Regions from separate parts of the Homo sapiens genome. Here region 1 is linked to region 2. Evidence: chromatin loops called from intact Hi-C (ENCODE). Cell type or tissue: PC-9. All regions are shown on one strand. Each heading gives the region's core, and the rest is flanking DNA. Links, peaks and the distances in the headings are about the cores only. Region 1 overlaps ATXN7L1 (ataxin 7 like 1). Region 2 overlaps ATXN7L1 (ataxin 7 like 1).

Region 1 (12,548 bases), core at 1,453-9,452, 57 kb before region 2:
TCTCGATTGCCACCCCTGCAGGACACACTAGGGCAGTGTTATTCCAGATGGAGCCCACAGCTCTGGATCGGAGGCATCAGTGCCTCTGGCAGGAAATGCCCCACCCTCCTGACCAGCTGAATGGGAATCTCAGGGGTGGGTCCAGGAATCTGTGCTTTACAAGCTCCTTGGATGAGTTTGCTATATGCTGAATATACCTATACTAGAGACATCCCTGAGGGAAGCTTATTTCCCAGGCCAGGCCAACAATAATAAGACCATATTACTATAGTAATATTATAATACATATTACAGTTTTGAGTCAGAAGTTTTGAGATCCTGTCCAGGTCAGTTCTTGAATGCCTGGGTCCCCTGAGGGACAGGGAGGTACTCAGAGCTCTCATATACCTCTGGGCAGAAGAGCTAATGGCATCTGGATAGCTTCTTCTGTTTTTGTTTTTGTTTTTGTTTTTGAGACAGTCTCGCTCTGTCGCCCACGCTGGAGTGCAGTGGCACCATCTCGGCTCACTGCAATCTCTGCCTCCTGGATTCAAGCAATTCTCGTGCCTCAGCCTTCTGAGTAGCTGGGATTACAGGTGCCCACCAGCAAACACAGCTACTTTTTGTATTTTTAGTAGAGACGGGGGTTTCCACCATGTTGGCCAGGCTGATCTTGAACTCCTGACCTCAGGTGATCTGCCTGCCTCAGCCCCACTGGATAACTTCTTGCTGTGGGGCACCAGTAAATTGCATGGATCCTAAGGGTTACCCTAGAAGCCCTCTGAGACCTCCTGACTGGGTTTCTTGAGGGTGCGTGTGTGGTGTCTAGGATCCAAGGCTGTCCATGTCACCCATGGGTCCTGGATGCCACACAGGACAGGTCTTCTTACAATAGTAGTAAGACCATAAGTGTAACTTGAAGTATAGACTTCACTGCTTAGCATAAACCCTGGGAGGCAGCTTGGTATATCAGAAAGAGATCACGTGTGGGCTCAAAACCAGCTCCAGCAGAAGGTACAAGCTTGGAAACTTTGGGCAAAGAACTTAACTTCTCTGAGCCTCACCTTCCTCATGTGGAGAATGGAAGTATACTATCTTACTCCCAGAGTTCACGTGGGCATCAAGTGAGATAACTAGGTAAAGTGCTGTGCTCCATATCTAGCACCCAGGAAAGACTCTGTAAATAGCAGCCTCGGTACTTCCTCAGAGCTTCCCTGTTTTCTAAAATTCATGTCCTTTCCTAGCATCCTTTACAACAGCATGAATCTTGAATTCCTTTGGCTGCCAAGCCAAGGGAATAGCTTTCAAAAAGAAAGAGGCAGCTACCCTCCTGGATAACTGGAGTAGTATGCTATCTAAACAATGCCTAAAGGCATTTCTGTAGATAGTCACTTGGAGCACATGCTCAAATGTCATCAAACTGTGGGTAGGGGTGCTCACTCAGGGACCAAGGAAATTCACATTTAAGCAATGGTTTTGTTCTCATCTCTGTGACTCAACTATACCTGGTAAAACTGTGACTAGTGGCATGTCATTAAAAGTGTATCCCCACTGCAAACCCCAGAGGTGGAGAAATGACAGTGGTGGTGAAAAACTGGCTGCAAGCACAGACCAAATTCTGCAGTGACATTTCAGTCCTTTGAGTCAAACCAATCCTCCATTTCTGGGCATATGGATACCTTGGAGGAAGCAGTTCTTCACATTTGCTGTGACTGGAGCGTCCTAATTGGCACCAGCAGGCTTCAGGTATAGGCAAAGAAAAGGAACCCCTACCCTCCAAAAAAAGCTGGGGTGGAGGCGGGGGGGATGGGAAGAGAAAAAAGAGATGGTGTTGGAGAAGAAGGAGCTTCAGGGGGCATTTATGTCATTATTACTTAAGTCATCTGAGGCCACATCTGTCCTAAGCCATTATTAGTCTGTTTTTCAATCTGGAGGAGAAGGTACAAGTAGAATTTAAGGGATATTTTTCCAAAGATGAAGAAAAAAGTCATACTACATACTTCATTATATAAATTCATTATATACTTATTATATATTTCATTATATAAATGAAAATCCCACTAGGAGATGTCAGTAGTTACTCTTCATATCTGTAATATGAAATTTCAATAAAAGGGTGCAGGTGGCAAAATAGAAACCTGAGCAGACCTCATCTTCTCATTCTTCCCGCAGCGTTTGGAGACCTCTGCAAAGACAGACTATTTTATATGGGGGCCCAGTTGTTTTCTGATCTTTTTAGATGCTGGCCCAGAAAAACAAAACCAAACCAAACAAAAGTGAGTTCTCTTGTACCTTAACTCTGGCCCTGTGGTTCTCTGTTTTTTAAAATTACAAAAAGGTCCAGGTGTGGTGGCTCAGGCTCATAATCCCAGCACTTTGGGAGACCTAGGTGGGCAGATGGCTTGAGTCCAGGAGTTCCAGACCAGCCTGGGCAACATGGCGAAAACCTATCTCTGCACACACACACACACACACACACACACACACACACACACACACACACACACACACAGTACAAAAATTAGCCAGGTATGGTGGCATGCACCTGTAGTCCCAGCTACTTGAGGGGGTGAGGCAGGAGGATCAGTTGAGCCCAGGAAGTCAAGGTTGCAGTGAGCCATGATAGCACCACTGCACTCTAGCTTGGATAACAAATCAAGAATCTGTCTCAAAAAAAGTAAATGAAAAAAAAAGAAAATTTAAAAAATCTAATTATTAAAATGATAAGTGTATGATAAAGATTTTAGAAAATTCAGATATGAATGAGGAAGAAACTAAAAATGACCCACAGTCACCATACCATTTCAGTCAAAAATACACAGATATGTACATAATTTTTTAAAAAGTGATCATACTAAGCATTGTTTTAAATGCTGTTTCCCCCCACTTTTCACATTATAAACATTTTTTCATGTTATAAATTTATTTATTTTTTTGAGATGGGGTCTCGCTCTGTCGCCCAGGCTGGAGTGCAGTGGCACAATATCAGTTCACTGCAACCTCCACCTCCTGGGTTCAACTGATTCTCCTGCCTCAGCCTCCTGAGTACGTGGGATTATAGGTGGACGCCACCACGCCTGGCTAATTTTTGTATTTTTAGTAGAGACGGGGTTTTGCCATGTTAGTCAGGCTGGTCTTGAACTCCCGACCTCGTGATCTGCCCACCTCGGCCTCTCAAAGTGCTGGGATTACAGACATGAGCCACTATGCCTGGCCTAAAATATTTTTTAAAAGATTATTTTAGAGGCTACTCTGTAGCCTATATTGTTTGTTATTCATATTGGTTGCAATTTTTTGCTATTATGGATAATTCTGGAGTGGATATCCCTTAAAGGCATGCTTGTACGCAATTTGATTTATTTACTTTATATAAATTCTGAGAAGCATAAATTTTGGTTCCAGGTCCTTGATACATCTAGTCAAATGCCCAACATGAAGGGAGCCCCAATTTACATAACCAGCAGCTTGACGGAAAGTCTGCTTTGCTTTTTCCTCATGACCACTGGGTATTACAGTAATTTCTAAACACTTGTCATTTTCATAAGTGAAAAATACTATCTGATTGTTGTAACTTTTGTTCTTAACTGCCAGTGAGGTTGAACATTTTTCAGGTGAAAATGTTTCACTCAAAATTCAATGTTTTCACTTGAGTTTCCTCCATTTTGCCTGCTCCTACCCATTCTCTAATTAGTATATTTTTTCTCATTAATCTATAAGAATTTTTGTAATGGTAAGAATATTAATATTTTTAAATTAGAAGTTGAAAACTATAACTGTTTCTTAAGACAACTATGAAATAGTTAATATCATCAAAAGCATTAAAACGTTCTTTTGGTAAAGCAGAGGAAATGGAAGGGGCAGTGAAGAGTAAATTAGATAAAATAATTCTGTGTCAAAACCTCTCCCCTTTTAAAACAACAGCAACAATAAGAAAACACCACCCATACAAATCATGATAGAGCGGCACCTTGGATCGAGTCCTGTAGCTATGCTAGATAGCCCCACACCTTCCCAGTTAATCAGCTATAGGATACCTGAGTGGGGAAGAAAGTGCACGTGGGCACTGTCCAACCCCAGTGGCCACAGGGAAGGCAGGGTATTTTGCAGAATTGGAGCCAGCAAGTAAGCAGTCCGAATTCCGAGTTCCTGGGTGCCAACTGGAGTGAGCTGAGTGATCACTAAAAAACAATATAAATGGGATCCACTTCCACCTTCAGGATGGGCAGGATTAAGGCGTATTTAAGGAAGCCACAACACAGCAGTTTGCTCTACTCACTGTTCCAAAGAGGCAGGGTCATATCTACCTTTTGGTGTGTGTGCCTGGAGGCTCCGGGGAGAGGTGGACACAGATAACCCTGAAACCTCCCAGGCAGGGAATCACCTCTTCACACACAGTTTGCATCTCTGCAGTTGACGGCAGGAGCAAAAAATGTGGCCAGCCAGGTTGGAAGGGTGACAACTGATGGAGGCATGGAACCACCTTCGGCTTGGGGCCAACCCAGGTTACTAATCACAGGTCAGGTATTCAGGTCAGATGTCCACCATTCACACGGGCTCTTTGTCTGCCAAGGCCTGGGTCCAGGCTATGAGTGTTCAAAAATAGAACAGGAAGTTCAGAAAAAAGCAGAAGCCAAGAGAAGGTTACAGCATGGGAGGGCAGGCTTGGGAGAGAGGATTTATCTTGTGGGGAGGACCTCCCAGTTTAGGAGAGAAGCACCTGCTCTAGGCACAGGAAGACATCACAAACAGGTGATGAACAGCAGCCGGGAAGCAAGGGGCCTGTTGTGTTTCCATGTTACATCCTGATTCCAGGATGAGCAAGACTAGGAAACAGACCAGTTTACAGTGGCCACCAGCCTCACAGACTGTACCTATTAAAATGGAATGATTCTTCTGTCCTTTTGTGAGCAGGAGCCGAAGAACAGGTAAATGAAGGGAAGCAAAGGAAAGAGAAAGAGGCCTGGATGGGTGAGGGGAGCATTTGTGATCTTGGCCCACTCAGCGCCCATCCCCCTTCTTCTCTTCTTCCAGTAACAGCACCTTGATTTTCCTCCTGGGAGCACCCTCCTCCACATTCAGTCTGGGAGGCTCCCACAGAGTAGCCCCCGCCCTACAGGGTCTAGTTCAAGGACCCTCATGAAGTCCTCTCAAGGGGATGTGGGTAGTTGATAAAATCATTATCCCAGATATTTGTGTAAGGCCTTATAGTGTAAGGGTTTCCTTATAGAAATTTCCTATTTGGGGCTTTGGGTCTTTCTGGCTTCCTAAATTCATGTATAACCTTGTCTCTTGGTTCACTGGGTTGAGATTCCCTAGCCCCCTGCTGTGCTAACTGTACCCCAGGGACATATCCCACAGCTTCCTCCTAACTGCAGCAGGAGCCAGCGCAGAGAATGAGGTCAGGGCTCTTGGCCTTCTCAGAGAAGCGGACTAAGCCTAGGAATGATTAGATTTTGCTTTGGGGAAATCTGATACCTATTCAAATAGGGGGTGTACCTGGAGCCCACAGTGGAAATGGGAAGGGTTAGGATTTGGCAGCTCCATCAACAGAAGACAGATAAAAACTCACCACTTACAGAAAAAGCAGGGGCAAAAGCAGTGAGCGTTCCTTTTGGAGTAGATTTCTGCTTTTCAGCAAGCGCAGGGAACAGAAAGATCCAGCTGTGAAGGGGCCAGCGAATCATGCATTTAAAAGTTGCAATGCCAGGGCCTAGGAAAGGAGGCCTCTCTTCAGCCGTGACCCCACTTTGGATTCTTCCAAAACCCAGGTGATCATATAATCCTTTAAACGTCTCTGGCCCCTTTAACTACCAAAGCCCAGTGACATCTTAATAAGAAGCCTGGTGGCATAGTCTTGGATCTGGAGCCAGGAGTGTGCTTCTTGCTTCTTTAAATAGTCCGAATACCATGTAGGAAGCCTGAAATCTTGATCTTGGTATAGCCCTTGGGTCAGTTACCTCTCTGGACAGCTTTCCCTAGTGCAGGTGGTTAATTCTTTCATATCTGCAGAGTGCAGACTTGAACAGACAGAATTAACACTGCCTCTTGCCTACAGTGCTTACGCCTGTAATCCCAGCACTTTGGGAGGCTGAGGTGGGTGAATTGCCTGAGGTCAGAAGTTCGAGACCAGTCTGGCCAACATGGTGAAACCCCATCTCTACTAAAAAAAAATACAAAACCTGCCTCTTGCCTAGGTTAGTGCTAGGTACCGTTCATTCATTCATTCAGAGACAGGGTCTTGCTCTGTTGCTCAGACAGCAGTGCAGTGTTGTGATCACAGCTCACGGCAACCTCTGCCTCCCAAACTCAAGTGATCCTCCCACCTCAGCCTCCCGAGTAGTTGGGACTACAGGCATGTGCCACCATGCCTGGCTAATTTTTAAAAAAATTATTGTAGAGATGAGATCTCATTACATTGCCCAGGCTGGCTTTACTATTTTTGGTAGAGACGGGGTCTCAATATGTTGCCCAGGCTGGTCTTGAACTCCTAGGCTCAGCGATCCTCCAGCCTCAGCCTCCCAAAATGCTGGGATTACAGGCATGAGCCACTGTGCCTGGCTCCTTCTCTACCGCAGAGGAGTTGGTGGTGTCTTCTGGGTATCCACTGGAAAATTCCAGGGCACTCTACCTGTCCAGCAGAGCTGAGCACACCTTGGGATGTGCTCCCAAGGGAAGCTCTGCCTCCCTCCACTCAGGCCAAGCTACTTGCTGGACTTCCTGCCTATGGCCTCTCCATTCTCTTCAGACCTCGGGCTGTAGGAAGTTTCCCTCAGCACCACACATGGCTTCGCTGCCCTGCCTCTAACCCCACACAAATTCTAGCCAGGAGACCCTGCACCCACCCCAACAGGCTGAGCAGCAACAACCACGACCACCCAACACCAAATGTTGCTGCCGGGTGTGAAGTGGCCGGTCCAGAACACGGGGTCCCTGACTGGACTCACAGGGCCAGGGCTGGGAATCTTCCCCGCACCTCTCTCAGCTGGCACAGGAGAGAGGGCACACAAGAGAGAGCTTCAGGGTGACAGGGCACAGAAGTCACCCAAATCTCTGACTCTGTTCATGGCCATCATGGTTTCCAGCTTCCCTTGAGGGAGGCAGAAAAAGGGGAGAAACTGAAGGCCTGACTCAAAAAATAAAGGGTTGGGTGGGGGACAACGGGGTGCGAAGCGGAGCTGCTGGAAGGATTCCTGGACCATTCAGCACAGCGGCCTTGGAGCAGCTCATCACTAATCACGGTGTTCTGAGGCTCCGAATGCTCTGCGCAGGCCAGCTGGGGCACCGCTCTGCTGTGCCTGCATCCCGCCCTTACAGATGCTCACAGCCACGCCTGAGGCTTTGCCACATGGGAAGTAGTCTCCTCCCAGGGCTCTGGTCGGGGACAAGGGGACAGTACGAGGCTTGCACTAACTTGGGTGTCATTCCTTTGTGACCTCGTTTTGTAAAAATCGTGAACACCCTAGACCTGAGAGGAGGACCAGCCCAGATGAAAGCTTGGAAGAATTCCCAGGGGCTGGTGGCAGTCTCAGCCTGGCTGCTCTGCCCAGGGACATGGCCCACAGGGCTCTGCTTTCCCTGCTGCCAGCTCCTCAGCTGGAGACAGCATGGCCAGTGGAGGCCTCCTGTGGCTGCTTCTCTCAGACCAAACTCCTTTGAGAAATTTTGACATGAATGAGAATAGGGTAGCCTAATTGAAATACAATGGGGTCTTCCTCCTAAATTCCCACCTCTAAGCTAGTTTTCTCTTGGGAGGGACTAGTGCTCTCTTTTTAAGAGGGGTGTGTGTGAGTGAGTGAGTGAGTGTGTGTATGCGCACACATAGGTTAACAGTTTGGTTCTAATTTAGTTGCCTGTCCCAACTGCATTGTTTACTGGTAGTGGTAACTTTACTTCATCATATAACCTGCTCTTCACAGTGGCTTCAAAATGCATTGTAACTCATCACTGGTACTACCATGCCCTCAGACATCATGAAGACAGGCTGAGGGCAGGGCTGGGACTATGTGTGTACACGTGCGTGCCTGTGTGTGCCCTCACAGTTAAAGTGGGGTCCATATTAAGAAGATACAAAGGCCGGGCACAGTGGCTCATGCCTATAATTCCAGCACTTTGGAGGCCAAGGCAGGCAGATCACCTGAGGTCGGGAGTTCAAGACCAGCCTGGCCAACATGATGAAACTCTGTCTGTACTAAAAATACAAAAATTAGTTGGGCATGGTAGTACAGGCCTATAGTTCCAGCTACTCAAAAGGCTGAGGCATGAGAATTGCTTGAATTGGGAGGCGGAGGTTGCAGTGAGCCAAGATTGTGCCACTGTACTCCAGCCTGGGCAACAGAGTGAGACTCTGCCTTAAAAAAAAAAAAAAAAAAAAAAAAAAAAAAAAAAAAAAGGTTGGGCTGTGGCTTACGCCTGTAATCCCAGCACTTTGGGAGGCTGAGGTGGGCGAATTGCCTGAGGTCAGGAGTTCGAGACCAATCTGGCCAACATGGTGAAACCCCATCTCTACTAAAAAAAAATACAAAAAAATTAGCTGGGCGTGGTGGCATGTGCCTGTAATCCCCACTACTCGGGAGGCTGAGGCAGAGGAATTGCTCGAACCAGGGAAGTGGAGGTTGCAGTGAGCTGAGATTGCACCACTGCATTCCAGCCTGGGCGACAGGGTGAGACTCCGGCTCAAAGAAATAAAATAAAATAAAATAAAATAATAAAATAAGATACAAGCCAGGTGTAGTGGTGTGCACCTATAATTCCAGCAACTTGGGAGGCTGAGGAGGGAGGATTGCTTGGAGTCAAGAGTTTAAGACCAGCCTGGGCAACATAGCAAGACCCTATTTTAAAAAATGTACAGCACCACTGCCAGTTTTTAGGGAGTGTGGTTCTGGGTCTCGATGCCCTCACTCTTTGGATACATGACGTGGGGTGTATCATTTCATACTGAGGTCTCTGCAAAGCAGAGGGGCTAAGAGGGCTCGGGGTTAGACACACCTGGGTTTGAATCCTGATTCTGCCACTTTCTAGCTGTTAGTCTTTGGTCAAGTTCCTTTTCTCTGTATGCCTCACTTTCCTCATCTACAAATTGGAAATATTGAGAGTTCCTATTGCAAAGTATTGCTGTGATGACTAAATATGTGAATACATATCAAGCGCTCAGAAAACTTCCTGGCACACAGTATGTATTCAATAAATATTTAGTATTTATATTATTCAACAGATAGCAGCTGTTATTATTATAAATAAAAAAGGGTGGGAAGTTGGACTGAATCACACTTAGGTCTTTTGCAGCTCTAAAATCCCACAGTTTTATGATGTTATGGAAGACTCAACAGATCCTGAATGGATCCTTTAAAAAACACACTAGCCAAAGGGAGAGAGGCCACAAAGAATTTAAGATGAGGCTGCCCACCCTGCTCCTGGCCCCTGTATGTGCACTTTGTGTCAAAGCCCATGTGTTTCAGGTTGGCACACACCAAGACAGCACCACAGCCCTGCAGCCTCTTCCCTTGTGAAGGCAGCGGAGCGAGGTCAAAACCCTTTTTGTTTTGCCTGTTTGTGGATTCTAGCTCCATCTCCCAAGCTGCTGCTCCATTATGCTGGGCTGTTTAACAGGGCCGCCAGGGTCAGGGCTAGCAGGCTTCAAGTGTCCATGCGGCTGCTGAGACACTCTACTGGTACTTGACTTTGCTGCAAAGTAGGGAGGAAAAGGAGAAGTGATGCTTGCTGAAAAGTCTGGATTTTAGAACTGAAAGACACTGCTCGATGTAGGACTAAAATCCTTCTTTGATGTAACGAGGATATTTGGGTTTAAAGTCTCCTTTTTCAAGAGGACCAAAAGATGAGGTGTATTAGTTTCCTAGGACCGCTGTAACAAAGTACCACAATTTGGGGGGCTTACAACAACAGAAATTTAGTTTTCATCATTCAGGAGGCCAGACTCTGAAATCATGGTGTTGGCAGGATTGGTTCCTTCTGGGGGCTCTGAGGGAGAGCCTCTTGGAATTATTTCCTACGTGGTTGGAAGTTTGGATGGATGTGTGAAAGCTGATAATTTTCTGTGCTGCTGTTTAATCAGAAATGGAAATTAGGGCCGGGCGCAGTGGTTCACACCTGTAATCCTAGCACTTTGGGAGGCCAAGGCAGGCGGATCACTTGAGGTCAGGAGTTTGAGACCAGTCTGGCCAACGTGGCAAAACCCCATCTCTACTAAAAATACAAAAATTAGCTGGGTGTGGTGGTGCATGCCTGTAATCCCAGCTACTCAGGAGGCTGGAACACGAGAATCACTTGAACCCAGGAAGCAGAGGCTGCAGTAAGCTGAGATCACGCCATTGCACTCCAGCCTGGACGACAGAGCAAGACTCTGTCTCAAAAAAAAAAAAAAAAAAAAAAAAAAAAAAGGAGGCCGGGCGTGGTGGCTCACGCCTGCAATCCCAGCACTATGGGAGGCCGAGGCGGGCGGATCACCTGAGGTCTGCCTCTCTCCTCACTTCTGTTGTCACCAGTGATCTTCACTGTTCTTGGGATTGTGGCTATATCACTGTCAATCTTCGGCTTGGTCTTCACATGGCCTTTTCCCCTGTGTGTCTCTGGTTCTAAACCTTCTCTTATTCTCTTTTTTCCCTCTGTTTTTGTTTTTTGGACACAAGATCTTGCTCTGTCGCCCAGGCTGGAGTGCAGTGATGCAATCATAGCTCACTGCAGCCTCAAACTCCTGAGCTCAAGGGATCCTCCCACCTTAACCTCCTGAGTAGCTGGGATTATAAGGCATGTATCACTATGCCTGGCTGACTTCTTTTATTGGTGCCCTATAAAGATTGGTACTACCTGAATTCAGTACAACTTCATCTTTACTTAATTACATATGCAGACCCTAGTTACAAATAAAGTCACATCCACAGGTAGGGAGTGGGTAGAATTTGAGCCTATCTTTTTGGGAAGACACAATTTAACCCATTGTGACCTTGTTAACAGGGCAAACAAGGTCCAGAATACAAAGCTAAAGAGAGAAGAAAGAGAGAGTTTACTGTCTGGCCACTGGTAAAACGAAAGAAATCACCTCTGTTATGAGACAAGCTATAAAACAATAATAGGTGGAAGCAACCAGACCCCCTCCATCTTTGCACTCCCCATGCCGGAGCCAGTTGTGACAAATTACAGGACTGTTGGGGGAATAAACCATTAATGATTGATGTTCCAAGAAAAGCTGCCTCACTAACCTTTAGAAAAATCTATTTGAATCCTTCCTTACTTCCTCTTCAGATGGTGTAGTCTACAACATTCCCCAGTGCATGGATTGGCAGGTAGAGCTCTCTTTGTGAGGAATCTGCTCTCCAAATGGGAAGCACATACATTGCGAGCAACTTTAATTTCCATTTCCTTTTTTTTTTTTTTTGAGATGGAGTCTCACTCTGTCATCCAGGCTAGAGTGCAGTGGCGCCATCTTGGCTCACTGCAACCTCCCCCTCCCAAGTTCAAGTGATTCTCGTGTTTCAGCCTCTAGAGTAGCTGAGATTACAGGCATTCACCACAACGCCCAGCTAATTTTTGTATTTTTAGTAAAGATGGGGTTTCACCAGGTTGGCCAGGCTGGTCTCGAACTCCCGACCTCAGGAGATCCGCCCGCCTTGGCTTTCCATAGTGTTGGGATTACAGGCGTGAGCCACCACGCATGGCCTCCATTTCTTTTTTCTTTCTTTCTTTTTTTTTTTTTTTTTGAGACAGAGTCTTGCTCCGTCGTCCAGGATGGAGTGCAATGGCATGATCTCAGCTTATGCAGCCTCCGCCTCCTGGGTTCAAGTGATTCTTGTGTCCCAGCCTCCTGAGCAGCTGGGATTACAGGCATGTACCACCACACCCAGCTAATTTTTGTATTTTTAGTAGAGATGGGGTTTTGCCACTTTGGCCAGGCTGGTCTCAAACTCCTGACCTCAAGTGATCCGCCTGCCTTGGCCTCCCAAAGTGCTAGGATTACAGGTGTGAACCACTGCGCCCGGCCCTAATTTCCATTTCTGATTAAACAGCAGCACAGTGAATTATAAGCTTTCACACATCCATCCAAACTTCCAACTATGTAGGAAATAATTCCAAGAGCACAAAGAAGGCTCTAGGAGCATACCTCTGGCCTGTGGCAGGACAGAATCCACTGTTCACCTTATTTTAGGATGCTTAATGTATCCCCCATCCCTCAGGCAGCACAGAAGTTACCTTACATGTCCCTTAGTGTGAACAAACCAAGGCTGAGCAGAGAGTCTGAGGTGATGGCTGGCAGAACCAGGTGTGGACAAATTCAGGAAAGCAGCGCTGTCACCTTCCCCTCTGTCTCCTTAGTGCTGGGCTTCATGCTTGGCACCCAACACACACTCAGCCAAATGGCAAATGACAGGTGAGAAATACAGCGTTGACCTCTGCAGATGCATTTTGGGAGTGTCCAGTATGGCAAAGGGCATCCTAGTCCAGCCCTTAGGAGATGATCAATCATGTTTGCCCAGTGAATGAACTCATGAGCTTCCTACTCATCAGGAGCACATGAGAGACCAGGAAGGATTCTGCCCTGTGCCTGCCATCTTGGTCCT
Region 2 (12,548 bases), core at 3,102-11,101:
TAGTCCCCCGAGCACAGGAAGTTTGTTGGTGGGAAGGAATGGGGGCGAAGACGGGAAATTTCTGGAAGCCTGAGTGTAGGGTGACCGGCTGACTCAGGCCTAAGGGATTTCCCAGGACAAGATGGTCATTCTACCTGGATGTCCTATTTGAATATCCACTTTGCTTCCTCCCAGTCAGCAGGGCATACAGTATCTGAAGAGAAGACTGGTAGAAGGCATAAGTGTCTCTGAGTTCCTGAAGAGTAGATCCCTAGGGATTTATAGCCTGGGCATTTTCTTTTACCTTTTTGTCTCCTTAGTTTCAATAGGTGGCATCATCTTTTCACCATCAGGAATCCCACAGAATCATGCCCCTTCCATTTTTCCTGCATCAGATTGTCACCTCTAAGTTATTTTCCTGATCCTTGCCAGTGGCGTTCTGCCACCAGCTGAATCTTCTCCCTAACAGCTCGTGGCATTCGGCGTAAAACTGCAGCCTTTAGCAGGACTTGCATTTGGAATTGTTACAAGTGCTTTGTGCAGGCTTCACCAGAAACACGTGCACTGCAGAATTGCTGCCTGGATCAAGATCTGACTGGTGCATGTAGCAGGGAGATGACATTTTGGGCCAGTGCAGTGATGTGATTAGTTGGGGATTTCCCCTTTAAAAACTTACGGCAAAAGCCTGCCTGAGACAATTCAATATTCATAAATGGAAAGCATAGATGGCGTTTCTGCTCTGCCAAGAGCAATAGCTATTTATCATGGCAAATGACTGAAATAGTTGTACATACAATGCTTTACTCAGCGCTGTAAATTACAGTATACAGAAGATTAAGCTTAAGCCTAATGCTACCCTTGAGCTTCAACAGCTGAGTCCTATAAATGGATACCCGTTAAGAGGAGAGAATCTTTTTCCTGGTTACTACTTAGGAGTGTATCTCTATTAAAAGCTTGTCTTAAACATAAATTACCAGGAAGCCTGCCCCTTACCCCAGGCAGACTTTTCCTCAGGGCATTGACTCACATGAGTCACATCTAAATGACACAGTGACAGGCCTGAGACTATAAGTGTGTGCTGTGCTGACCTCAAGAGGGACAGCAGAGGAAATGGGGGTGGAGGTGGAGGGACTTCACAGAGCACTGAATGACCACTCACTTTTAGCCAGTCTGATCTGAGCCCAAGGAGGGATGGAGAGACCCTGCCAGACCTTAAGGAGACCTTTAGAATTAAAATAATCCTGAACCCCAACCCCTTCAAAGAGAAAGTTTCTTTATCTGTTATTCTGTAAGCATCAAGGAACCATGACCTAGAGCTGAAACTTAAATTTCCTAGCTAAATTCTATTCTCCAAGCTCTTGCTTCTCAAAGTGGGTTCTGTGGACCAAAAGCACCAGCATCACCAAGGATCATGTTAAAAATACAGACCTGGGCTAGGTGCAGTGGCTCATGTCTGTAATCCCAGAACTTTGGGAGGCCGAGGCAGGCGGATCACGAGGTCAGGAGTTCAAGACCAGCCTGACCAACATGGTGACATCCCGTCTCTACTAAAAATACAAAAATCAGCTGGGTGTGGTGGTGGGCACCTGTAATCCTAGCTATTCAAGAGGCTGAGGCAGGAGAATTGCTTGAAGCCAGGAGGCAGAGGTTGCAGTGAGCCGAGATCGCGCCACTGCACTCCAGCCTGGGCGACAGAGCAAGACTCCGTCTCTGATAATAATAATAATAATAATAATAATAATAATAATAATACAGACCTACTGAATTGAATCAGAATCTGCATTTTTACAAGATTTTTTGGACGATGTATATGCACAGTAAAGTTTTGAGAATCAAAGGACAGGGAAGCAGGTGTCAAGCAGGGAGGAGGAGCCCCCTGATGTTCTCACTGAAAATTATGACAAATGACAAATCTGATTTATGAAAATAGGTCCTAGTAGTGGATCATAGGATTCTGAGTTCCCCTTTGTCCAATCCTACTTCAGAACACTTTCGGGAACTTGAGAGAGAGATTATGAGCTGTGAATGAAGTATCACTTGAACTTGAGATGTGCCCCAAAGCATCTCAGGGTGTAAAACAGTGAATCAGCCAAAAGTTCATGCTTCACAAATTAATCAGGGTGCCTCTAATCCCCTATGAATTAGTAGGCTGAGAAGCATTGCCAGTGTTTTGGGCCATGATTTCAATTCTTTATTGTAATTACCAGTTGACTGTAAGTGGGTAAAGTATGCAAAGATTTTTGTGTTATCTGAGAAGACAGAGATTGTGGATAACTTTAGTCTTTAAAAACTAAAGTTCTGTATGCATGTTAAAAACGTAATGGCAATCATTAAACATATAGATTTTAGAAATAAAATCTATTGTGACCAAGATACCAGGGGGAAAAATGGGGACAGGTTAAGGAAAATTGTACTAATCTAATGGAAGGCAGAAAAGGAGAACAAAGAAGCAAACAAAAAGCAATGTAAACGGAAATATAAATTAGAAGTTAGAAATAAGTCCAAATATATAAAGTAGTTACAATAATTGTAAATGGATAAAACTCACCTATTAAAAGACAATATCAGATTGGAATTTTTTTTTTTTTTTTTTTTTTTTTTTTGAGACAGAGTCTCGCTCTGTCGCCCAGGCTGAAGTGCAGTGGCACGATCTCGGCTTACTGCAACCTCTGCCTCCAGGGTTCAAGCGATTCTCCTGCCTCAGCCTCCTGAGTAGCTGGGATTACAGGCACATGCCACCACACCTGGCTTATTTTTGTATTTTTAGTGGAGATGGGGTTTCACCATGTTGGCCAGGCTGGTCTTGAACTCCTGACGTCAGGTGATCCGCCTGCCTAGGCCTCCCAAAGTGCTGGGATTATAGGCATCAGCCACTGTGCCTGGCCAGATTGGACTTTTTAAAAAGCCAGCGATATACTGCTTTACAAGAGAGACACCTAAAACAAAATGACACAGAAAAGTTGAAAATAAAAGATTGGAAAGAAATAAATGAGGCAAATACATATTGACCCAAAGAAAATTGAATAGCAATCTTAATCAGATAAAATAGAACCTAAGGCAAAAGCATTAATAGGCACAAAGACACCACTACTAAAAAGACCTCACAATTAAGCTTACATATACCCAACAGGACAGCCTCAAAATTGTAAAGCAAAAGGTGTCAGAGTTACAGGAGAGACTGACACACTTAGAATTATCACAGGAGACTTAAAACTCTCTTCCCAGAAATTACAGAGCAAGCAAACAAAAAATGGCAAGAATGAATAAGATTTAAACAAAATAAACAATATATGGAATACTGTACACAAGAGAGACATTAAATAAATTTTCTAATAATACATGATCTAAATTACAAAATATACAATAAATATATGGAACTCTGCCCACAACAGAGAGATTATATACATTTTTCAATCACGTGAGACATTTACAAAAGTGGTTCACATGCTAGCTAGTCACAAAGGAAGTTATCATGAATTATAAAATGGATAACCTATAACTAATGTTCTCTGACCACCATCAATTAAACAAGAAATCAAAAATAAAACAATAGTAAGGCCACTCCCTCACCATCCTTTACATCTGAAAACTAAAATCACATTCCTAAATTACCATCTGGCAGTGGTGTGGTTTTTTTCCTATGTGTGGCCTAGTTGCTATGGGACTAGTTAATTTACATGACAATTATCAGGGGTATCACAAGAAGCAGGAAACTCCCAGACCATTGTAGCTTCATTATTTTCTATTTTGAACTAAACTCTAAGCCAAAGGGAAAGTGAAGCACCTGATTCCCACAAGACAAGAAGGGCATGTGTGAATTAATTATGACCTAGTCATACGGCACTAGAAGCTGCTCTTGGTACATTCCCAGGCCCATGCCCTGCACTGCCACACTATACCCATCTCTTTCTGCTCGCCAGTGCTGGGTGGATGACGAGACTGTCCTTGAATTGCCCCTGGGACCTGGGAAAAGGTGCTATTTAATGGCTGTGGCACCTTACAATTAATGTCATCCTGGAATCGAGAAAATACCGTAGTTAACTGTTTGTAGGGGACCTTCTGTCTGCTCTTTCACTTCTGAAAAAGGAGTGGGAAAGGCTAAACAGGAGACACAGGGGGAAGATATAGGCCCAGGTATCTCAGGAAAAATGAGCACTTCCCCCTAAAAATCCCCCCAATCAAAACCAAAACCAGATGGATAGTTCCTCCCCAGGATGTGCTACCAGTCCAATGCAACTCCAGTGCCGGCTGAATAATGAAACAAATACAAAAAAGAAACCCCCTAACAACTTAAAAAGGATGGAACGCAGGATCGTGGTAACATTGATCAAATCACATTGATGGCAGGCCTACAAGTTGTGTAGACAAGTGAGGGTCGGGGAGAAGTGGTTAAAAAAAATAAATGATAGGACCGTAGTTCTTCAGCCTGCATGTGGGGCACCGGGGAGGGCAAAAAGTCCAGTGGTTTCTTGGCTCACAAACATTACAAGCCACAGAGGAGGGCAGCTCTGGGGTACACCCTCTTCCTCTGGCCACCCCACTTGTCTCCCAGGCTGGCTCTGCACTGCCACCATCACCAGTACCCACCTCAAAGAGCAGCTAAGGCAAAGGTTGGCCATAAGGGCTAGAAGTTCCTCACCACCAAACCCTAGGGACCCATGGGTTTGTTGTAAGAATATGACAAAGGCAGCTCAGCCAAGAAAGTGGGAGGAAAATTTTCAAAGGGCCACCATCTAGCCCCTGCCTTCTTAAACGCACCGGGAAACTTGATTCATGTTTTTGGAGCTAGTGTCACTATCAGGATGATGCCCAGAGCTGACAAATGCAGGTCACAGGATTAGGGTGTCAGTCAGAGCCAGCAACCCTTTTTTTTTTTTTTTTGAGACAGAGTCTCCCTCTGTCACTCAGGCTGGAGTGCAGTGGCACGATCTTGGCTCACTGAAACCTCCACCTCCCAGGTTCAAGCGATTCTACTGCCTCAGCCTCCCTAGTAGCTGAGATAACAGATGTGTGCTACCACACCTGGCTAATTTTTTGTATTTTTAGTAGAGACGGGGTTTTGCCATGTTGGCCAGGCTGGTCTCCAACTCCTGACCTCAAGTAATCCACCTGCCTCAGCCTCCCAAAATGCTAAGATTACAGTGTGAACCACCGCGCCCGGCCCCGCAGCCTTCTCATTAATAAGAAGAGCACTACCATATACTCATTAATAATGAGTATTATTAATGCGCTTTGGTTAAGAGGGTTGCCTCATTTAAGAAGGTGCTTGTTTAAGAAGATTACATATGGGGTGGAGGCAGCCACTTATAAAGATGAGCAGAAAACCACAGCCACAATGTAAACTAAGCCATTGTTATCTTAGGAAAATGCACCCCTAGAGAAGGCTTCGGAATTTGAGAAAATAATTCAGGGGGAGAAAAGCAAAGTATCTATGACGCTAATAAACAAACAAATAACAGAAACCAAATCTTAAGACATCTGTAGTTCCAGCATGGTAAAACAAAGACAATGGTTGCTTTCTCTGGAAAAAAAAAAGATTATTTTTTCCAGGTAAAGTGGGATTCATCATAGTGAAATGGTTTACTGACTCTTTCATCCTTTATGCCCCCCAATTTATGTTTTGCCCTAGACCTATCTATTTCCTATGAGTCTCCTATGCAGCATTCCCAAATTTGCACCCAGTTTTCAGAAGCGCCTGGCCCTGCAAAGGAGCAAGGGAAAGGTCCTACCCAAACAATCAACGGTATTCCCCGATTCTAGGATGCCATTAATTGTGAGATGTAACATTAGTTTAACAGCACCTTTTTCTGGGGAGGGGGGAACCCAGAAAGAAAGCCTGGCAAAGTAGCTCTACACATCATGGGAAGAAGCACTGCGGGTTTAGAAAAGATATAGCTTGGAAGTATCTTTAGAGATTTGTAGCATCTGGGGGCAAGCCTGCACACAGGTTTCTAGCATGTGACACTCCAGGAAGGAGTCAGTAACTCTCCGTGATCCCAGATGAAGACATAAGAATCGGCTCCTTGAGAATACTCCGAGGGCCTCCCTAAAGAAAATTGATGCAGAATGCTGCAGCTTACATGGGATTGGGTTCTAGTGTCAGGGTGGGAGGCGAAAATCCTGTAGGACAAAAACTCCTCTTGAAAGAGTACAGTACACGTAGTATGTGGGACAGTGGGCCCTTCCCATGGCCAGTTTCTCCTCCAGAGTTGGGAAACATCTTTGTTTCTTTGCTCAGACACCAGACGAAAGGGTGAGCTAGTGTCTAGGCCCACGTTCTTAGGAAAAACATGCAGTTTTGTTGTTCTTGTTGCCCACTGCATGTGGCTGAATTTGGATGAGGGCGATGTGACTCCAATGTGAAATAGATGCATTTTTGTTTTTGACTCCAAGACCTCTTGGCGCTTTAATGTGCTAATAGCTGCTATGAGGCTCTGGGAGGGGGAGTCTGGCACAGTTTCCCAAGGGTATGCATCTACCCAAACCCTTGTTCTTCGTATGGGCTCACTGTTCCAGAGAAAGCACTGTTTGGGAGATGCTTCTCTGCTTATGGCTCAGGATAGGGAGAATTCCGAGATGACCTTTTGAATCAGCGCTGCTAACATTCTTTACTCAGATTTAAATACAGGAATGTTTGTTACCCGAATTCTCCTCGGTGGATACAGCTCTGAGGAATGGAATGGAGCAGCCTGTATGGCAAGGACACACCAGTGATGAGTCAGAAGCCAGGGGTCACGTTACAGCGAGAGCCCTCCAGCAATCAGCTGTGGTCAGGGATCAAAGCCATGGCCTCCCCACTGCTCACAGAGGGATGCCTTTCCAACTGCGTCTCAACAGAGTTGGTCATTCTCTTTCAAGCAGCCATGTCTTCCAAATGATTGTACTTGCTTACATGTGGAATTTGGCTTATTCATAATTGGTGAGCCAATTTCCCTTCCTTGCTGGCTTCCTTCCTTCTTTCTTCCAAGATTCTTTTTTTTTTAAGAAAAACAAACAAACAAACAACCCCCCCCCCAAAACAAACAAACAAACAAAAAACAGTATATTGGGCATCAACTTTTGAGATCCAGCACTCCTTGTGTGGACTCAGGGAATTGAATGGTGAGCCTGACAGGGGTCCTTGTTCCTTGAGAGTGTGAGAGGGGGGAGGGGTGGATAAGTACATAAGAATTTGCACCAGCCACCATATATGCTAATATTGGTGAAGCAGAAGGTGCCAACAGCACTTGAATTTGGGATTGGAGGAGTGCTTCCTTCTGCCTGTTTATCCACCTGTTTATCCCAGACACTTTTTTTTTTGAGACATAATCCTGCTCTGTCACCTAGGCTGGAATGCAGTGGCACAATCTTGGCTCACTGTAATCTCTGCCTGCCAGGTTCAAGCGATTCTCGTGCCTCAGCCTCCTGAGTAGCTGGGATTATAGGCACGTGCCACCATGCCTGGATAACTTTTGTATTTTTAGTAGAGCTGGGGTTTTACCATGTTGGCCAGGCTGGTCTGGAACTCTTGACCTCAGGTGATCTACCCACCTTGGCCTATCCCAGACACTTCTGAGTGTCTACTAGAAGCCAGGAAAAGTGCTCCCTGGTGGGACTCAGCGATGCCCAAGGAACAGTCCTAGCCTTCAGGAACTCACTGTCTAGTGTTCACAGTGACTCTTCTGCACAGTAATCAGTGCTATAGGTCACAGAGATGCAGAGGGCAAAGGAGCCAGCTGACGATTGAGTTGGGTGGCAGCTAAGCCCAGCATACATGCCAATAAAACACTGAGGGTACTGCCAGCCTAAAAATGGTGCCTGTTGGTGAAGCAAAAATGAAGTCATCTGTCCTTGGAAAAAAATCTCAAGACACAAATAAAATCACCTATTGTCAATTGGCTATTGTCAAGGCCAACAACCCTCAGGTTGCTAACTTAGCGACCTCTTCTCTTTAGTGTCTTACTCAACCTCTTGGCATTTGACATGATCTATGAAACGCTTTCTTCTCTTGGCTTCCGTGTAGTCATTCTCTGCTGCTTTTTCTGCCAAGTCACTGGCCATTCTCCTTCAACCTAACTCTAAATAAATGTTGACTCTTCCCTTTCCAATCTAATCCAATCCATTCTGTCAGCAAATTCTGTCAGCTACATTTCCAAAATAGATCTCGAGTTTATCCTTTTCTCTCCATCTCCACGGCTACCACGATGATCTGTTACCGCTAGCTATGCATTAGCTCCTTCCGGGTCTCCTGGGCTCCACTGCAGCCAGAGTGAGCTTCAGAAAACAGAAACCAGATTATGCCTTTCCCTCACTCAATACCCCCCAGTGTCTTAGCACCACACGTAGAGTAAAACCCAACCTTCAGACTCTGTTCTACATGACTCTGACATTCTGGTCCTTGTCTACTACTCTGAAGCCCTCAAATGTGCCTTGTTTGTTTTTACTCTTCTGTGTTCTCTGCTGGGACACTCTTGTGACAGCTTTTCACATGGCTTGATCATGTATTTGTTTATGTTATTTAACCTACCAGAACATAAGCCTCAAGAAGCCAGGCCCTTATTTGTCTTGTTCACTAATGCATCTGCAGCATTAGAACAGTGCCTGGCATATAGCAGGTGCTCAATAAATATTTTTCAAATAAACAAATGAATTGAAACCATGTGACTCTGGAGAATGTAATCCAAGACATTCAGCCTTCAAGAAATAGGCTTTGATGAGATAATAAGTAGAAGATTGTTTCAATTAAAAATGAATTCTGGCTGAATGTGGTGGCTCATACCTGTAGTCCCAGAACTTTGGGAGGCTGAGGCAGGAGGATCGCTTGAGCCCAGGAGTTTGAGACCAGCCTGGGCAACATGGCGAAACCCGCATCTCTACAAAAAAAAAAAAAAAAATTAGCCAGACATGGTGGCTTATGCCTGTGGTCCCAGCTACTCGGGAGGCTAAGGTGGGAGGATCACCTGAGCCTGGGAAGTTGAGGTTGCAGTGGGCAGTGATCATGCCACTGCACTCCAGCTTGGGCAACAGAGGAAGACCCTATCTCAAAAAAAAAAAAAAAAAAAAAAAAACAAAGACTAAATAATCCTAAAGTTATGAAGATCCTATTAATTTATTTCTAAATTTGAACTGAACCATTATATCTGCTGTGTGCTTATTTGCAACATTTCTACTCGATTCACAGAAACATGAAAAAAGAGAATTTCACTGAATGGAGGAAATTTATCTACTCTTTGTGAGTCTCATGGATCTGCTCATTTGTTGGGGATAAACAAGAAACTACAGGTAGAATTTTTAGGAGAACATATGTGGTACCCACTCCATCTCTTCTACAAGCTTCCTTCTTTTTGCTTTCATGTATTTAAAGGTCTATTTCAAATGCTGTGGTTAAGGCTCTAAACACATTCCCTATTACCAATTTATTTCTCCTTCTCCCTTACCTCAAAATTGTGTTCAAGTTCTCTGCCTATGCCAATAAGCAGAGAAGATCAGTGGTGTGGATTAAAATGAGAAAGAGCAATGAAGCTCACCTGCCCCAAGCACCTGTTATTTACTTTTCAGCATCCTACAGGGGATGGAAATGACTTTTCTGCATCAAAGTTTAGTTATGGTATTGCAGCGAGTTTGAGACACAAAACATATAACTGATGTAGTAGTTAAGGCACTCTGGAGTCAGACATTGGAATTCTGGTTCTGCCAGTTACATCAGCCTGATCTTGAACAAATTTCTTAAGTCCTCCGGGTCTCCCTTTCCTTGAGTGTGAGATAAAGATAACACGACCAGATATCACCTTAGGGTGATGGCATGATTAAATAACACATTAAAATGTTTAGCACATAGTAAGTGCTCAGTAAGTGTTTTAGCTTTATTGCTGTTATTTTTATCCTGCATTAGGGGAGTGAAAAGTGGGACCAGGTCAACCTGCTATGTTCTGGACCCAGCATTAACTTTAATTTGAGCAGTAGCAAGTCCAAAATATAAAAACTTGAAGTGAAGCAAAACATGGTCCTACTTAGTCGTAGATTCTCTCGGTTGTAATGCTTGATTTATGGGATAATCCTTCGTTAATCAGTCATTCTGTCATTTCTTTCCTTTGAGATTTTCCTAGGGTCCATCATAAGGATTTCCTTAGCATCTATAGTGTAACTGCACTTTACTAGGGATGGTGGAAAAATGAAATAAGCAAAAACAATAGCAGACATTGTTTCTGATCATAAGGAACTCAAAAGATGATATCAATACCAGGAGTTAATTCTGGATTTGGGAAAGACTGATCAAATTCAAGTTAAAAAAATTCTACTGGTGAAATAAAGTTTGCACAGATTCCTGTGCTCTTGCCAAGTCTTATTAATTAATGTTATCAAACGACAAAGAATATGTTCAATGAGAATAATTTCCTTTATTTTATACTTCTGATGTTAAAAAAATCTAGTCATATAAAAGACAACTAACAATAACAGTAACAACAATTTAATGTCAGCAAACAAATCTAACTTAATTGACAAAAAAACCCAAGCCCCACGCAATGGCAATCAACACCTTCAGAAAGGAAGTCTTGGCGGGATAATTAGCAGGTGATAATGCCCCTGACACTCTGAGAAGCCCAGGGGGCACTGACATCAGGAGGGACTAACTCTCTCTAGGGCTCAGAGGCACACATGGTTTGTCTCTTCCTCAACCAGAGGTCACCTGGAGATAGACAAAATAAAAAGAACAATTGCAGGGAACCTTGGATCCTCATGATTTAGGCTCCCATGTGTAGCACTGCTGAGACATGCTGTTCTCAGTATCCAACCAGCATCAGCATCTGGATGTACACAGAAGGATGGGGTGCCAGCCAGGACATGCCATGCCTCACTCCAGGGGTGAGTTTCTGCCACTTATTTATTTTTCTGCTCAGCCTCTCTGCTTTAGCTCACAGTTCATTAAATTCTACTGCATCACCATCAACATGAAAAACAGCTACTTGAAGGGCATTCAAAAATATAATCAGAAAAGGGAATAAAAAGCCCTCTCTGAGAAGGAGGAAAAAAAATCTAATCCTCTCTTGTCTATTGAATGACATCCAGGTTCTCTGGTTCTAAACCATTTTTTTTTTTTTAAGTAGCAGTGACATCCAAGGATTATCTCTGTCTGATGGGCGGGGTGTGCAGCCGTATGGCCTTCTGCTGAGAGGACTAGTGCCAAGTGTGGCAGACAAATTCTGTGGGATCTGTGTACATGAAGGTGTTATTTCTTTTGCCTTTAAAAAAAAATTATTTTGAAGTGGAAAGGACTGCAATTTTATGGACTGCTGTAAGATAACTTGTTTTACACTTTGCATGTATGTGTGATGGGGAAATAATTCCAATGGCTAGCTCTGTGCAAGCTGAAGGAGTCAACTTTCTACATGCGGCTGTGATTCCACAGAAGTCATTTCTGGGCATAAACACATATTTTACTTTGATAAAAAATTTAAATACAGAAAAGCATGAAATACAGTATAATAAACAGGGGCATGTTATATTTTACGGCAGTAGTTCCCAACTGGGGGCGATTTTGCACCCTAGGGGCTATTGGCAATGTCCCGAGATGGTTTTGGTTGTCAAGATTAGGAGTGGGGTAGAGACTGCTATTGCTATCCAGTAGGTAGAGGTCAGAGAAGCCACTCAACATCTTATAGTAAGACACAGAATGAGCCCCACAGCAAAGAATTATTCAGCCCAAAATGTCCACAGTGCCCATGCTGAGAAACCCTGCTTTACTGTAGGTAGTTATGTAACTATATTAGAAGATAAGGACCCCCCAAAAAATCCTACTTCTTTCATTTAGGCAAATCAGACAACTCACCATAAACGTTCACCCCAATTACAAAACTACAACCTGGATCTACCTATTATTTTTTTCTTTAATTACAATAGTCCAAATTGACTGAAAATACACAATTACTAAAAAGTAATAAAAAATTTTTTTCCAGTATAGGCACCTTGCACCTCCTTGTTTTTGTCTTACATACATGCCTGTGCACACACACAGAGCATCATCCTCTGCCCTGTCCCTGGATTCTCTCTGGGCTGAGGTAAGGACCCACCACAGCTCTGACAAGACGAAGAGTCACAAACATCTCCTTTTCCACAGTAATCACAAGTGAAAACTCTGGACAAGATTTCATTATAAATCTCTGTAGCTTATCCCTCAGTTAATAATTGTGAAACTTTTTTTTTAAAGCAAACTTTGTTGTACCACTGTGCTTTCCACATGCAAGTTCCTTTAATCAACATGAAACTTTATGAGATAAACTATTATTTCCATTTTAATACGGAAACAGAAACACAGAGGCAAAGTAACCTGCCCAAGGTCACACAGGGAATAAGGTGCAGAGCTGGAATTTTTTTTATTTTTATTTTTTGAGACAGGGAGGGTCTTGCTCCATTGCCCAGGCTGAAGTGCAGGGGCACAATCTCAGCTCACTGCACCCTCCACCTCCCAGGCTCAAGCAATCCTCCCATGTCAGCCTCCCAAGTAGCTGGAGCACAACACTACGCCTGGCTAATATTTTTGTATTTTTGGTAAAGATGGGGTTTCTCCATGTTGCCTAGGCTGGTCTCGAACT

What was found. Peaks named below come from ENCODE experiments on the same cell type or tissue, not always from the same donor. Only the 100,000 strongest peaks of a DNase experiment are listed, where the experiment ranks them.
Region 1: a loop joins it to region 2, with 7 times the contacts of the local background. A loop is called at or near these places in 1 of 110 quality-filtered maps.

What each region holds. Positions count from the first base shown.
Region 1 is chr7:105,714,231-105,726,778 of GRCh38, forward strand. The region is part of intron 3 of ATXN7L1 (ataxin 7 like 1); the gene reads right to left. Among named protein-coding and RNA genes, the nearest start is that of EFCAB10, 140 kb to the left of the region's middle. In PC-9, for the core only: no CTCF peak of the experiment used is centred there; a DNase peak (open chromatin) is centred at 4,461; H3K4me3 peaks cover 413 bases; H3K27ac peaks cover 2,762 bases.
Region 2 is chr7:105,769,510-105,782,057 of GRCh38, forward strand. All of the region lies in intron 3 of ATXN7L1 (ataxin 7 like 1), which reads right to left. Among named protein-coding and RNA genes, the nearest start is that of ATXN7L1, 100 kb to the right of the region's middle. RefSeq lists enhancers at 2,794-3,293, 6,146-6,729, 6,319-7,518, 6,730-7,313, 7,314-7,897 and 1 more. In PC-9, for the core only: no CTCF peak of the experiment used is centred there; DNase peaks (open chromatin) are centred at 6,722 and 7,942; H3K27ac peaks cover 2,677 bases.